2 separate regions of the Homo sapiens genome follow, and region 2 is linked to region 1. A link is a contact called in ENCODE Hi-C data. All regions are on one chromosome and are shown on one strand. The core of a region is the stretch at or near the end of the contact, and the rest is flanking DNA. Distances in the headings are between cores, read along the strand shown.

Region 1 (3,209 bases), core at 550-3,049:
CCTAATGATACGTTCCAAAATCATAAAGTAGATGAGTTATGCACTTTAAATTCTTTGATAAAGCTAGTTTGACTTAACAAGAATTATTCCATGGTTCACAAATCTTACCAACAATGAAAAAAAAAAAGAATCTCCTGAGACCATGCCCCGGGGAGGAAAAAAAAAATCAAAACTACAGTAATAAATAAAGGACTGCCTTTGGAGATGTACTTAATGAAGCTGAAGTAGCAAAGAACAAATTGTGAAATAATTTGATCCTGATCTTTAAAACTTATTTTTTCTCTTTGAACTAAAGAAAATCAACTCTCTCCTCGGGTTTCCGGTCATTACGTGAGACAGCATAGGCAATCTAAACATCAATATATATTTAGGATATACCTACCAACAGGATTACCAAATTTATTCAATATATATTCAAAAGTACAGTATTGTATTTCACCTCCCTGTACCGCAAAAATACCGGGAAAAAAAGTAAACAGAAAAAGACTAAAACACCACTGAAAAAAACTTTGGGTTTACTGCTATCAAAACTAGTCCCCATTGGTTCAGAAGTGTTCATAGCTCTGACTGGTGGAATGTCTGCCATGCTTCATGAATCCTGCCCCCACAGATGTAGGCAGAACCTATCACTATTTATGCAGAACCGACCAAAAACATTTGGGACAACACAAAAATGTAAAGACCATACTACTCGAAAAGCACAGCTTTTTATCACAATCACTGTGATTCCCTTGAAAATCGTTTTAAGCGTTTTACTTCCCCTCCCATCGTCTGTTCTGAACTGTACAGAAGTCCTATTAAACGTCTTACAGGTTGTTAATGTTGTTTAATTATCTCTCCCTATTCTTAGTCCTTACTCCTTTTTTCTTCGTAATGGATCAGTTACAAGAAAAGCCTAGTCGATCCTTGCTTTCAATTAATTAAACAAGTTATACGGCGCTAAACGTCTGAAAAACACACACTACACACAACTAAAGAAATATATTACTCACCCTGAAAAACAACTAAGAATGGCAAGATTTTTTGGTTTCTAAAATCTAACTAAATATACTGATCAGGGTTGGAAATAAAAAAATAAAAATAAATACCTCTATATACAATTAACGCAAGCGCCAATATAATCGGTATGAGTATAAACAAACGCGGCAGCCATCTCAATAACAGCAAATCACTCACTGCAGCGACCAAACTTTCTTCCCAAACAGAAGGTGCCTGGCTGAGCAACTTAATATACACTCTATACGTTCCAGAAAGCCAAAACTTCTGGCCCCTGTGCTGAACAAAGGCAATCGTTCTTCGGATTACTAAAAACTTTTCGTCCCACCGCATTCTTACAACCTCTTCCAAAAAATTCAAAGTCCAGATGGTGGGGGGGGCAGGGGGGAGAAGGGACGCGGTGGGGTGCAGTTCGATTATTTAGCCCCTCAATTATTAACCGCTTCGATATGAGAAAAGGAGGGTTTAGGGCAACTTGGAGAAGAGTGAAAAACACTAAAGAATCATCTCTTTTCCGAGTCACAAAGTCCCATGAACTTTGTGACTCAGAGACACTTTTCGTGAAAATTACCTTTCGGCGGGACACCGTCTCAGGGCAGCTTTTTCAAGGCTTCGCTTGACATGATTTCCTTCCCTTCATCAGTCACTTTGGATCCAGCTGAATATCTCTCTCGGGTGAGAGCGGATGTGGACTGGCCTCCCACAGAAGAAGAGTAGGTGGCTTTGGTGGGGGTTGGGGTGCGGGCTGGCTTCCTGGTCTCGAGTTTTGCAGGAGTTTCCCAGCCCCAACGAGGATCTCCGCCGAAAAAAAAAAAAACAAAACTTTTCACTCGTGACACCGCCCGGAATTGCAGTGCGAAACTCACTTCCTGCCTTGGCGAGAAGCAGGATCCAGCTCCGTCCAGGGGAACCCGGAAAACCAGCTCCGCGCGCACCGGAGAGGGGGAGGGGAGGGGACGGCCGCCGGGAGCCTCGGGTTCCGGGCAACCGGCGCGCCCGGCACACCGGACGGCAGCAGCACCCGGCCGGCGGGGGCGAGGACGCTGCCCGGGCGCTCGGCGAGCCTCGGCCGCGCTAGGCCGCCACCGCTTCCTCTCCGTTGCCCCCAGAGCCGGGCGGCAGGGTTATTGTCTCGATAGCGCTTGCCGCGCCCTTCGTCCGCGACGCCGCTGCCGCCGCCACCCGGAGCCGGAGCCGAGGAGTCGGGCAGGCTCAATAGCGGCCCCCTCCCCGGGCCGTCCGTCGGGCCGTCCGTCCTTCCGTCCGTCCCTCCCCGCTTTCCCTACTCGCCCTCGAACCCTCTTCTCCTCCCTCTCCCGTTTTCCCGCCACCGTCCCTCCGCTGCCCTGCTTGTTCTCCTTCGCCAGCGGCGGTGGCTCCCCGAGACGCGCAGGGGGCGGGAGCAGGAGGCAGCTCCGTCTCCTCACGAGCTTGCGGGGCCGCGGCAGGGGCCGAGACTGCGTCCCGCGCCGCCGCGCCACATTCACTCGAGCGAGAGACGGCGAGGGGAGGGAGGACGGAGGGAGCGGAGAGAAAGGAGGAGGAATGGGGCAGGGGCGGAGGGGAGTTACTGCCTCACAGGCCGCGGCGGCAACAGCGCCACCGCCCCGGCCGCGACGGGTGAAGAGGCTGCGCGCCGCGACTCTGCGGCGGGGGCGGGGGCGGGGCGGCCTCCCGCCGGCTTCGCCCCAACCGCCAACAGCCGGGCAGGAGGCCTGCGCGGGCCAGTCAGCGCGCGGGGGCGGTGCGGGCCGACGTCGGCGGCTGGGGGCAGCGGGCCGGGGGCCGGGGGAGGGGCAGCCGGCGGCCGTGGGTTCGCGTGCAAGGCGCGCCGTGAGGCCCACTCTGGCCCAGGCCCCTCGAGGCCTGCCCGCTGCTCCCTGCCCGCTCCCCGACCCCGCACTCCCGGACTCCCGAGCCCCCCAGGGTGGGGAACGCTGGCAACGCCGACCCTGCTGTCTGCTCGCGGCCCAGCGCCCAGCCAGAGAGATAGAGAGCCCACAGGCCTCCGCCGCGCCGGCCGATGGAGTTTCTTTGTACGACAGTAATCGGTGCACAGGGGTTGTTGGAGTCCAGCCCTGATTTGAAGGCAGCAGGTATCTCTTGCAGCTGCAGCACTCCAACTTCCTCTAATGGCACGGTCAGGTCGCAGGAAACCACAGCGGCAGCGCGGTGCAGCTTCCCACGCCCGCCCTTCGAGCTTGTTCCCCAGC
Region 2 (2,874 bases), core at 359-2,858, 3.3 Mb before region 1:
GCTATACAAAGAATAGACCAAAATGATTAAACCCCAAACCACTGTATTTACAAACACAGATTTTTATCAGGAGATACAGAAAAATAACAAAGATACTAATCCTTGGATTACTAATTCATATAGTTTTTCAGTTGTTCTATAAATCCAAAAATCATACATAAGTAGAAAAACTATGAGCAAATGGTAATTTAAGATGACAGCAAGGGTGAGGAGGAAAAAACAATAAAAAAGAAATAGACATCTTTTCATTTTTCAAAACATTTAAGAAAGAAAAAAATGGTAATTAATTTTTTTTTTTTGAGTCAAGAGTCTTGCTCTATTGCCCAGGCTGGAGTGCAATGGCACAATCTTCTGCTCACTGCAACCTCTGCCTCCCGGGTTCAATCAATTCTCTTGCCTCAGCCTCCTGAGTAGCTGGGATTACAGGCGCCCGCCACCACGCCCAGCTAATTTTTGTATTTTTAGTAGAGACGGGGTTTCACCATGTTGGCCATGGTTGGCCAGGCTGGTCTTGAACTCCTGACTTAAGGTGATCCGTCTGCCTCGGCATCCCAAAGTGTTGGGATTACAGGCGTGAGCCACCGCGCTCAGCCAATAATGATTTTTTTAAAACTACCTCTGTTATGATATAGAACAGAGGACCGCAAATTTTTTTCTGTAAAGGACCTGATAGTAAATTTTTTAGGGTTTGTGAGTCACACGGTCTCTGTTTTAGCTACTCAATTCCACCCTTGTGGCAGGAAAGTTGTACTCCAATAAAACTGTTTATGGAAACTGAAACTTGAATTTCTAATAGAGTTCACGTGTTATGAAATATTTTTATGATCTTTTCCCTGCAACACTTAAACATAAAAACTATTCTTAGCTTGAGTGGTCACACAAAAATAGGCAGTTAGGCAGATTTGGCCCAGGACCTTCTCCTGCTCACTAGTTTAGAAGACGAATGTCCCTTCTCATCGAATCTTCCCCAGCAACCGCTTAGTGGAAAAGTATAAACACCGTCCGCTTAGTAGAATTTATAACATATAAAGCTTCTGGGTTACAAAGGGTCGTAGTTCTAAAAGAAATGGTAGGGGCACCTTCCTTCCAGTTTAGCTCTGGCATTCAATTTGTCTGTAAACCAGAGAGGTAGGGGGAGGGCGGGGAAACAGGAGGAGAAATTACAGCTTCTAAGGGCCCGGGGCACTGTGCTCAACACTTTCCTAGACTATCTCATTTAACCCTTGTAACCTCTCTCCAGGGGGTCATTTTTCTCTCCTTTTCGCTGATGAAGAAAGAGCTTCAACAGTTTAAGTGAATGAGGCAATCACGGAGACCTGACGTGACCGAGCGTGAATTCGAACCCTAGCCCTTCTGAGCAAGGGCGGAGTTCCGGGCCACAACGCCCACTTGGCCCCGGCTGAGGAGGCCAAAGGGAACAACCTGAGGAGCAGGGTCATGCGGTCCTCGCTGCACGCCGCCTGGGCGCCGGCGACCTGCGGTGGCCCGCCTGCCCGGCCTTCCCCTCCGGAGTCCGCGGGCTCGTCGGCGTCTTGCATCTGGGGCTGCTCCTCCATTGCTGGTTGAGGGGAAAGGCTACCACTCAACAGGCAAACGCGCTCAGAAAAGGTCGCTTTTCCCGCCACTAAATGGACGCCGGGAAAAGGCCCGAGGGCCCCGCCCCTTCCGCCCAGGGCCCCACCCTTTCCGCCTTGTTTTTCGGTTGCCGTGGTTACTACGGGCTCCTCTTTCATCCGGGCTCTACTGGTGAAAATAACTGCAGACGGCTGGTAAAAAGTTGGAATAGCTTTCGTTAAGCGTCGGATGTGTAGAGTGCTGAGTTAGGGGCTGGACTAGAGACGTTGGGACATCTCCCGGGAACAGCAGCCTGGAGGGGAAAAATCTCCTGACCTAAGTGGTCATTCGGCCTTGGCGCTTGGACACGGGAGTGCGGCGACAGCCATATGTCCATCCATCTTGGCACTTTTCCGTCCTCTGCCTTTGAAGATGGGTGTGCCCGGCAGGCTGTGAAAGATAAACATTAGAGGGTTGTTTAGAAGACTTTTTTGACCTGAGCCCATGAGGTGCATACCCTTTGTTTGGCGGAGAAACCAGTGGCTTCTGAAGATCAGGGACGGGCCACAAGTGCGAGGCATTGCAGACATTTCGAACCCAGACTTCCAGCCTGGAGACATCCACACGCTTCCAGTTTCTTGCACTGGTACTTCATTCTGTCATTATGATTGCCACCACTCGTAACTGAGAGTTGCGTGCCCTCAAGTTTTGAGTGTCTGCAGGGTACCTTTGAGCTTTCTTAGCTGTGTAGTGAGTGGGGGGAATGGAGAAAATGAAGGACAGATGACTGATTTGTAGTTTTTCATTTGGACACTGTCCTTGCCGCACAAGCACAGCAGCTTGAACCTCTTTGAACAAGAGTCGAGAGTTCTTTTACAGCTAATTACCCACTAGTTAAACTTGATCATACTGTGCTGTTTTCTTCCTCTCCATTGTCAATGTAATACGGCTCCTGACAAAAGTTAAATTCGCTGGGCGTGGTGGCTCACCCCTGTACTCCCAGCACTTTGGGGGCTGAGGCGGGTGGATCACCTGAAGTCAGGAATTCAAGACCAGCCTGGCCAACATGGTGAAACCCCGTCTCTACTAAAAATACAAAAGTTAGCTGCGTGTGGTGGCGGGCGCCTGTAATCCCAGCTACTCAGGAGGCTGAGGCAGGAGAATCGTTTGAACCCGGGGGGGCGGAGGTTGCAGTGAGCTGAGATCGCGCCACTGCACTTCAGCCTGGGTGACAGAGTGAAACTCCGTCTCAAAAAAAAAAAAAAAAGCCGGGCGCTGTGGCTCACACCTATAATCCCAGCACTTTGGGAAGCCGAGGGG

Evidence for each region. Hi-C counts contacts between places; a loop is a spot of excess contacts on that map. Pooled maps may share reads with other maps.
Region 2: a loop to region 1 is called in a pooled map, with 19 times the contacts of the local background. The contact joins the promoter of CENPH here to the promoter of ERBIN in region 1. A Hi-C loop is called at or near these places in 5 of 50 pooled maps.

What each region holds. Positions count from the first base shown.
Region 1 is chr5:65,925,165-65,928,373 of GRCh38, reverse strand. ERBIN (erbb2 interacting protein) reads right to left here and starts at 1,799. Exons shown (of 26, transcript NM_001253697.2): 1 at 1,568-1,799. RefSeq lists enhancers at 1,646-1,865, 1,826-2,450, 3,075-3,209 and a silencer at 1,946-3,035.
Region 2 is chr5:69,188,317-69,191,190 of GRCh38, reverse strand. CENPH (centromere protein H) reads right to left here and starts at 1,608. Exons shown (of 9, transcript NM_022909.4): 1 at 1,423-1,608. The coding sequence starts at 1,556. It overlaps LOC112267932 (a long non-coding RNA gene), which reads left to right and starts at 1,714. Exons shown (of 2, transcript XR_002956215.2): 1 at 1,714-2,200. RefSeq lists a silencer at 1,557-1,676 and enhancers at 1,535-1,829, 1,757-1,996.